Linked DNA regions of Homo sapiens: region 2 is linked to region 1. The links are chromatin contacts, found by Hi-C or POLR2A ChIA-PET in ENCODE. All regions are on one chromosome and are shown on one strand. The core of a region is the stretch at or near the end of the contact, and the rest is flanking DNA. Distances in the headings are between cores, read along the strand shown.

Evidence for each region. Hi-C counts contacts between places; a loop is a spot of excess contacts on that map. ChIA-PET counts read pairs that join two places held with the same protein, here RNA polymerase II (POLR2A).
Region 2: a map of Caco-2 shows a loop between it and region 1 (2.2-fold over the local background). The contact joins two enhancer-like sites. A Hi-C loop is called at or near these places in 1 of 168 maps with a recorded cell type or tissue (Caco-2). POLR2A ChIA-PET finds 5 or more read pairs at or near these places in 2 of 52 experiments (HepG2 and activated T-cell).

The regions. Positions count from the first base shown.
Region 1 is chr20:64,221,523-64,226,011 of GRCh38, forward strand. It overlaps MYT1 (myelin transcription factor 1), which reads left to right. Exons shown (of 23, transcript NM_004535.3): 14 at 371-525; 15 at 1,589-1,651; 16 at 1,769-1,837. Among named protein-coding and RNA genes, the nearest start is that of PCMTD2, 32 kb to the right of the region's middle. RefSeq lists an enhancer at 2,016-2,871. Within about 2 kb of position 2,029, at least 7 of the 41 ENCODE cell types and tissues checked have a DNase peak (open chromatin) inside an H3K27ac peak, as active enhancers do.
Region 2 is chr20:64,118,219-64,122,707 of GRCh38, forward strand. No RefSeq gene overlaps it. Among named protein-coding and RNA genes, the nearest start is that of NPBWR2, 13 kb to the left of the region's middle. RefSeq lists enhancers at 2,030-2,529, 2,198-2,492. Within about 2 kb of position 2,358, at least 2 of the 41 ENCODE cell types and tissues checked have a DNase peak (open chromatin) inside an H3K27ac peak, as active enhancers do.

The DNA of each region.
Region 1 (4,489 bases), core at 779-3,278:
ACTGTCTATTGAGTGCCATCCCTGGCTCTGAAGGGAACTGTATCCTGATGTTTACGCTGCGGAGTGATGTGGCGGAGGGAGGCCAGGGAGGGTGTCAGGAGCCTGCCACACTGGGCAGCACCAGGCCTCATTTCTAGGGCAACGCAGGACCTCTGGCTGAAGCAGGGGAGGGATCCAGCCCCTCAGGGGTGTTGTCTTCTGTGTTTTGCTGGGGGGAGTTAAGTCTTCCTCCCTTATCCAGAAGATAGGAGACTCCGGGAGATGCTTCTGTGGACACTGTCCTGAAGGGTCCCTCTCCCTCGCCCACTGGGTTGGGCGCCCAGGCCTCCCCGCCAGCCGGTTAAAACATCTTCCTGCTGGTTTTTTGCAGTCAGAGCCAGCAGCCCATTCTTTTGCTTCTTCTGAAGCAGATGACCAGGAAGTGTCGGAAGAGAATTTTGAGGAGCGGAAGTATCCGGGGGAAGTCACCCTGACCAACTTTAAGCTGAAGTTTCTCTCCAAGGACATAAAGAAGGAGCTGCTCACGTAAGTCCCTGTTTGGCTGGCACAGCTCCTAGGGGACCCTCTGTGGCCTGGGGAGGAACAGGCCCTGGTCCCAACCCATGACGACCGGGTCTGCTCAGGCTTTCCCCGACCTGTCCTGACCACCTCGAGCCAGGCAGCCTGTGACAGGAGCCAGGGTATTCAGAGGTTTCCCAACACCTTTGTGTTGTGCTGGGCTTTACTGCAATCTTCTAAAAGTGATTAAGAACAAAGAAATCCCCTGGCCAAGCTCACCAAGCAGGACAGAGCAGGGCAGGGGCAGAGTGGAGGAGAGCTCCTCAGAGAGCTCTGCAGGAAGCCCTCGGGGCACCCAGAGGCCTGGCCCTCTCCCTGAGGCCGCAGCTGGGCACGTTCTGCCCTGGGCTCCATGGCCAAGGCCTGGAATGTACTGCCTTAGGGCTCACCACCCTCAACTCTGTCAGCCTGGCTGGCCCAGAGGCTGCGTGTCTGAGCTGGTCCGCATGGGGTTGGAACAGACAGAGTTGCTGATGGATATGAATCAGATGTCAATGACCTTCTGGTCAGCCTTCATTGCCAGCCACCTGTCCTAGGGGACTGTGAGAGGCTGTGCCTGGCACCTGCTCCACAGGTGATCCAGCTCTCACATGTGCTCAGAGTACATTTCTGGGGTCCCTCTTCTCCCCAACCTGAACCCCTCTTGTACCCTCACACTTGTAGCTTGCCCTCCTGGGAGTGGCTGGATCCAGGGAAGGCCTTGCTTCAGGGCCTGGAGAAGGGAAGGAGCTCCTCTGCCTAAATATTCGTGGGCACATACACGTGCACACACAGCACATGTGCGTCAGAGGCATCCTAACTTTAAGCTCAACTTTAATTTGGTTACTTTTTCTTCTTGAGTTAAGTTGTGTGGGAGAAACTTCCAGCCTGAGAGGCACCGGCTGTCCTCCAAGGACTGAGTGGAGGAGGGGCCACCGCTTGGCTCGCGGGTGAGCCAGGAGTGGGCACCAGTCTCCCTCGCAGAGCAGGCTCAGCCTGGGGGGCAGGTACACACCACTCTCCGGTCTGACACTCTTTTTCCTTTGTCCAGCTGTCCCACCCCTGGCTGTGACGGCAGCGGCCACATCACCGGGAACTACGCCTCCCACCGCAGGTTTGTCTCCTGCTCGGGTCCGTCTGGCCTGGGTGCTTCGTGGTGGGTCTTCCTCCTCTCCTCCTCCTCTGCTCTCCCTCTTTGGCTTACCCCAATATCCCATCTCTTCTCTTTCAGCCTCTCTGGTTGCCCTCTTGCTGACAAGAGCCTCAGAAACCTCATGGCTGCCCACTCTGCTGACCTCAAGTATGTTTGCGCTCCCTGACCTCCTGTCTCTTGGGCGGCACCCTCGCTTTGCTCTCCTTCCATGAGGCTCCTGCCAAAATCAGCCTTCTCCAAGGTGCCAAGCCTCAGCTGGCCCCAGCTCTCCTGAGATGGGCAGAGGGGCAGGGCCGTGGAGGGGCCGATTCTGCTTGGCTGGGGCTGCTCTGCCTGTGTGCACCTGCTCTGAGCTCTGCTGTTTGCCTCTCCGCTGGGGGCTAGGGGTCGCTGCAGGCTCCTGCGCTGCTCTTGACCCATCCCCCACCCTCCAGCCTCTCCTGAAGATCCCCGACAGGGCTGTCTGGGCCTGCTTTCTTACTGCCCTAGAGATTTGGGAAAAGCCCAGAACCGACCAGGGAACGTAAGCCCTGCCGTGGCTCGGCAGGCCACAGGCTGTGCGGCTCTTGCTAAATGAACTGAACGCTGATAATGAAGAGAAAGCTCCTTCCCCTCCCCTCTCCTGTCACGCTCCAGCTGCTTCTGCCTTGGCCCTGATGCCCTCCCCCCATGCTCATGCCTTCTCTTTGCTGGGCTCACCCGTTTCTGCTTCTGTACCTCCCTGCCCCTACCTAACACATGGGCAGGGCAGGCCCTGCAGGCACCAGCTATAGCTTGCTGGACAGTCCTGCACAACCAGGCGCAAGCACCCAGAGGTTTCCAGGGGTCAGTGTCCTCCTGGGGCTGGAGTCAGGGACTGTTACTGCCTTTGGTTTTCATGCCTCCAGTTGTGCTGTGACTCCTCAGCCTGTGTGACCCTGAGCCATGGGGAGCTCCTCCTGGGCACCGGGGCCGAGCTGAGGCCTTGGAGGAAGGGGGTCCCATTCTTGTCTCCTCAGGTCACCTCTCTCCAGGGGTGTCCCTCCCTCCCATAGGCCTCTGTGTTGGGGGCCCTGAATCCAGGTCAACACACCCTGGCTTATTCCATTCTGGGGCCAGACAGGATCCTGGGCACTGGTGCCTCTAAGATGAGGAAATGAACTTGCTGAAGGCTTCTAGGGACCTTGGCTGGCTCAGACCTGGACAGAAAGCTCTAGGTCTCCCAGAGCCCCCACCAGCAGCCTTGTCTCTGTTCCCCTCTGGAGGCTGGTCTGGCCCCAGCAGCCAGGAGGAGTGTGTCATGAGGCCCTTCAGTTCCCACAGAGTGGGGTGCAGCATCTAAGTTTCCTTCCTGGAAGTTAATAGCTTCAACATAAGCATTTTCTGAGGCTGAGATCACCACAGCAGCTGCACACATTGACTTATTCATTCATTCTGCCGCCCACTTTGTCTAGTCCTAGAAACCCAGGAAACACTCAGTCCTGCAGCTTCTGGGACTGTCCTCTCTCCCTCTTTCCTTCTTCTCTTGCCATCTTTCTTGCATTCCTTTTTCCTTTTCCAATTCTGCTTTCTTTTCCGTGATTAGTCTCCATGGTTTTTCCCATTTGGGCCTGAATAATTTAAGAGGAGAAATGTGGCTGCAGGCACTCAGTGGCCCCAAATGTCACCATGTCCTTTCTGTCCTGTGAAGTGGATGCTTGGGCGGATGAAAGGAGCTTGGCACAGTTCGGGCCTGGAGACATGGCCGTCTGGGAGAGTTAGTGCTTTTTTAAGACTAAGAGCCTGTGAAGAACCTTAACGCCAAACTTCTTTAGAAATAACGACCAAAAGCCTCCCCTGTGTGAAAGTGAACCGCTCATCAGCATCAGCAGGGTTTGGGCAGGCAGCCACGGCCTCCAGGCTCCTTCAGAAACTCCACTCTCCCCCAGGGGCCTTTCCATGGGAGGCCACTTCCTTTCCTCCCTCCGACCACTGCATGAGCTTGGGACGATGGTGGTCTCCCCCCGCCACGTGTCCTGGTGTACCAACCTCCTTGCTCTCTGCCACCTCCTGTGTGAGGCGGCATCGGGCACTGGCCCCTCCTGATCAGCCTCGTGGCAGCCATGGGTGACGGTGGCCTTGGGACAAACGAGGTTCCTTTCATGACTTCCCTGTCCGCACCTGGCTGCAGCGACAGTCAGATGATGTGTGTTCTGTGTTTTAAGTGAATCCCAAGGGCGTTCACTCTTCCCTCCCATGTGTCTGATGTGGTCAAGGGCTGTGAGGACATGGCCGCCTCGGGCCACTCAGCTCATCTTGTGTTGGGAGTTGAGCTGCAACCACACACACCTGCCAGGGCATGACAGGCTTTGTGCAGGGTGAAGAATGCCTGTCCACAGCACGGGGATGGGGCTTAGAGAGGTGAGACCTGGTGTGTATTGCCAAGGTAGAGGGTGCCCCTCAGACACGGTGTTCCCTTCTGCCCAGATGGGGCACTCAGAAGCAGGTGGTGGGAGGGGTGGATGTGGCTCCAGATTCCTGCAGCTGACCCTGGGGGTCCACAGAGCCATGAGGGGCATGCAGAGGGGACACCTGCTCCTCTGACTATGTGAGTACTTTCCTCTCTGGGACACAACTCTTGAGAAAAGCCATTGAATCGGGCCTTAGTGAGGACTGCAGGATGGCCCCCCCTGTGTGTTAGGTACTGCCGGCCCCTTGGGAGTTATACCCCCACCTGAGACTCACTCACAGATGCCATCGGGAAGTATCTCCTCTGCTGTTGATGCCACTCACAGTCCAATGCTGTGCTTATCCCCGTTGAGGCCTAGAGCTGCTGTGGGT
Region 2 (4,489 bases), core at 1,108-3,607, 100 kb before region 1:
GGGGGTGTCTGGGCAAAGCTGCGCGGGGCATGAGGACACCCTGATGTGGGGGGGGTGTCGGGGCAAAGCTGTGCGGGGCATGAGGGCACCCTGATGTTGGGGGGGGTGTCTGGGCAAAGCTGTGCGGGGCATGAGGTCACCCTGATGTTGGGGGGGTGTCTGGGCAAAGCTGTGCGGGGCATGAGGGCACCCTGATGTGGGGGGGGGTGTCTGGGCAAAGCTGTGCGGGGCATGAGGGTACCCTGATGTTGGGGGGGGTGTCTGGGCAAAGCTGTGCGGGGCATGAGGGCACCCTGATGTTGGGGGGTCTGGGCAAAGCTGTGCGGGGCATGAGGGCACCCTGATGTGGGGGGGGTGTCTGGGCAAAGCTGTGCGGGGCATGAGGGCACCCTGATGTGGGGGGGTCTGGGCAAAGCTGTGCGGGGCATGAGGGCACCCTGATGTGGGGGGGGTGTCTGGGCAAAGCTGTGCGGGGCATGAGGGTACCCTGATGTTGGGGGGGGTGTCTGGGCAAAGCTGCGCGGGGCATGAGGGCACCCTGATGTGGCGGGGGGGGGCGTGGGCGAAGCTGTGCGGGGCATGAGGGCACCCTGATGTTGGGGGGGGTGTCTGGGCAAAGCTGCGCGGGGCATGAGGGCACCCTGATGTTGGGGGGGGGTGTCTGGGCAAAGCTGCGCGGGTCATGAGGGCACCCTGATATGGTGGGGGGTGTCTGGGCAAAGCTGTGCAGGGCATGAGGGCACCCTGATGTGGCGGGGGGGCCTGGGCAAAGCTGTGCGGGGCATGAGGGCACCCTGATGTTGGGGGGGGTGTCTGGGCAAAGCTGTGCGGAGCATGAGGGCACCCTGATGTTGGGGGGGTGTCTGGGCAAAGCTGTGCGGGGCATGAGGGCACCCTGATGTGGGGGGGGGTGTCTGGGCAAAGCTGTGCGGGGCATGAGGGCACCCTGATGTGGTGGGGAGGGCCTGGGCAAAGCTGTGTGGGGCATGAGGGCACCCTGATGTCGGGAGGGGGGCAGGCCTGGGCTCAGCCAGAAGACAGCCCCAGTTCCTCCAGCATGGCTGGGCCCCATCCCACCTCACTTCCTTCCATCTCCACCTTTGCCGACTCCTGGGATCTGAGCCTCCTCCTGGTCTGTCTCTGGTTCTGAATGCCTCCTATGTGCCGGGTGCTGACAGCTAAAGATACATCCGTGTTTCATTTTGTCTCCACAATGGCCAGGGGCAGTACTACTGTCATCCCATCTAGCAGATGGGAACAGGAGGCTCTGATGGAGTTTCCCTGGAGCGTGCTTGCTAACCGTGGAGCAACAGGGCACTCAGCTTCCGCACGGAGCTTCCCAGAGCCTGTGGCTTCCTCTCAGGGCTCCGGCAGTGTTGAATGTGGGGAGCTCACACTCTCACCAGGGAGACCTCATACCTGCTGCTTATCACCTGGGAGATGTTTTCTGCCCACAGAGGCTCCGTCACATCTCTGGCTGCTCGGGGAGGTGAGTGGGGCCCTGCTCACTCAGGACAAAGGAGGCTGAGGTGGAGCTCTAGGCCCCTCTTCCCCACCCACTTGAGTGCACCCCGAAGGCACGTGGAGTTCCTGGGGTGCTGCCTGTGGTCGGGCCAGAGACTGCTCCACTGTCCAAACTGTGCTCATAGGTATGTGGCCTGGGGACTGTTGCCGTGGAACCGGGTAAAGAGCCCTGTGGACCTGTGCTCCCAACTCAGGCCAGTCAAGGGTGCCACTGTGGCCTAGATAGTCTCCTGAGGGGAGCAGACCAGGTGGAGGTCAGGAGTACAGGTCTGGGACTGGCTTTTTCCTTGCTGTGTGGCCCAGGGTGAGTTACCCAACCTCTCTGAGCCTCTGTCTCCTCACTTGTCAAATGGGGATCGTAATTTTCCTGCCTCAGGCTGGAGGCTTGCACGTGTTGGGCCAGCCCCATCTGAGGTCCCACCTGCCCGTGCTGCTCTGGACCTGGTCTGGGGTTTCGGCCTTGGGCCTGGGCAGCTCAGGTGGATGCTTGGAGGGAGCACTGACCTCAAGTCAGCTGTGAGTAGGACGGGAGGCTGGTGAGCGGCAGCAAGCTGCAAGCCACAGGCAGGGAGAACTTCCCGGAGGTAGAGAGAGAGAGAGAGAGAGAGAGAGAGAGAGTGTGTGTGTGTGTGTGTGTGTGTGTGTGTGTGTGTGCGCCCTTCTTAGCCTGGGCAAAGAATTGGGAGACCAGCAGGCCAGCGCTGGCTCTGCCATGGAGGGGAAGCACTTTGAAGCCCCACTGTTCCTGGACTAGCTCTGCTGAACCACAGAGGGGCCGCCGTTTTCCCTTGGCTGGGGTAGAGGAACAGGGTCCTTCCTGTGGCTCCTGGCTGAGCCAGGTTCTGTGCGACGCGGACCAACCCTGACCCCCAGTGGCCAGTTCCGAGAACTGCTGCAGAGGAAAAGGGACCATTCAGTAGGGTGGGGGTGGGGGCTTGCGCGGCATTCATTTTCGAGTGGACATGGGGGCAGGCAGGCCAGTCTCTGATGATTTAAGGATGCTGTGGTTTGAATATTTGTCACCTCCAAAACTCAAGTTGGAATTTAATCCCCAATGTGGCAGTATTGAGAGGTGGGGCCTTTAAGAGGTGATTGGGTCACAAGAGCTCTGCCCTCATGAATAGATTAATTTATTTATAGATTAATGGGTTATCATAGGAGTGGGGCTAGTAGCTTTATAAGAAGAGAGAGACCTGAGCCAGCACGCTCAGCCCCTCACCATGCGACGCCCTGCACTGCCTTGGGACTCTGGGGTTCCCACCAGCAAGAAAACCTCACCAGATGTGGCCCATTGACCTTGGACTTCCCAGCCCGCAGAACTGTAAGAAATACATTTTGTTTCTTTTAAATTACCCAGTTTCTGTTATAAGCAGCAGGAAACAGACTAAGACAAGGGGCAAGCCAGCCTCTGCCCACAAGGAGCTCCATTCTGGTGTGGAGAGACCCAAACACACAACTATGCTCTTTGTCTTGCTAGAGACTTGTTTTGTGGTGGCCCCAACCTCAACTTGCCAGCAATTTGTAAAAGAACCAAGTCAATTTTACACAGCAAATTAAACCCCAGGGTAAATGTGTGTACCTGGATTCCAATAGTAGGTAAAGATTCTTAATGGTGAAAACTATGACTCCTGTTAAAACTCTTGTGTTCTGTTCTTACCACTGAGTTTAAACAACAACTCTGTGCTAATCGTATAAAGAATATTTTTGTCTGGACTGTCTACGGCCAAGTTCTCCACCCTGGATGTGCACAGAATCCCCTGGGGACTTCAGGAGCTCACTGGAGCTGGTTCCACCCCCATGCCCAGGCTCTGATGTGCTTGGTCTGGGCTGGGGCCTGGGCACCAGTGTTGTCCTAGTTTTGTGTTGCTATGAAGGAATATCTGAGGCTGGGTAATTTCTTTTTCTTTTTCCTAGGTGAGGAGAAGGATAGAGGCTGGGCCATTATAAAGAAAAGAGGTTTGTTTGGCTCACGGTTCTGCAGGGTGTACGGGAAGCACGGTGCCGGCACCTGCTTCTGGGGAGGCCTCAGGGAGCGTGCACTCATGGCGGGAGGTGTCTCATGGTAAGAGAAGAGGCGAGAGAGAGGGGCGATGCCAGGATTTTTTTAAAACAACCAGCTCGTGTGGGAACTAATAGAGCAAGAACTCACTCATCACCATGAGGAGGGCACTAAACCATTCATTCTGGATCCTTCCCTATGACCCGAACACCTCCCACCAGGCCCCGCCTCCAACATCGGGGATTAAATTTCAACATGAGGTTCGGGGACAAACGTCCAAACTATAGCAGGTATTTCTGAAGAACACCCAGGTGTTTCAAAGCTGGGGTGAAGCCGTGGGTTAACACTGTTTTTCAGACATGGCTGGAGACCTGGGGTTCCTACACCACAGAGTCTCCCTGCCAGAGTTCTCAGCTCCTGGGGAGGCTGAGGTGGGTGGATCACTTGAGGTCAGGAGTTTGAGATCAGCCTGGCCAACATGGTGAAACCCCGTCTCTACTAAAAATACAAAAAATGTAGCCAGGCGTGGTGGCACACACCTGTAATTCCAGCTACTCAGGAGGCTGAGGCACGAGAATCACTTGATCCTGGGAGGCGGAGGTTGCAGTGAGCTGAGATCTCACTACTGCACTCCAGCCTGGGTGACGGAGTGAGACACTGTCAAAAAAAAAAAAAAAAAGAAAGAAGAAAGAGAAGTATCATGATAAAAGAAATAATATTTTAAAAAAAGACAGTGTGGTATTTGCATCAAGATAGACAGATCAATAGAACAAATTAGAGATACCAGAAATAGACCCACAAATATGAGCAAGTGATTTTCAACAAAGCTGCAAAGGCAATTCAATAAAGGCAAGTTTTGTTCTCAGTAAATGATGCTAAACAGTTGGATATCCATATGCAAAAAAATGAACTTTGATCCATACCTTGTACTATATTAAAATATTGTCAATATGGATCATAAACCTA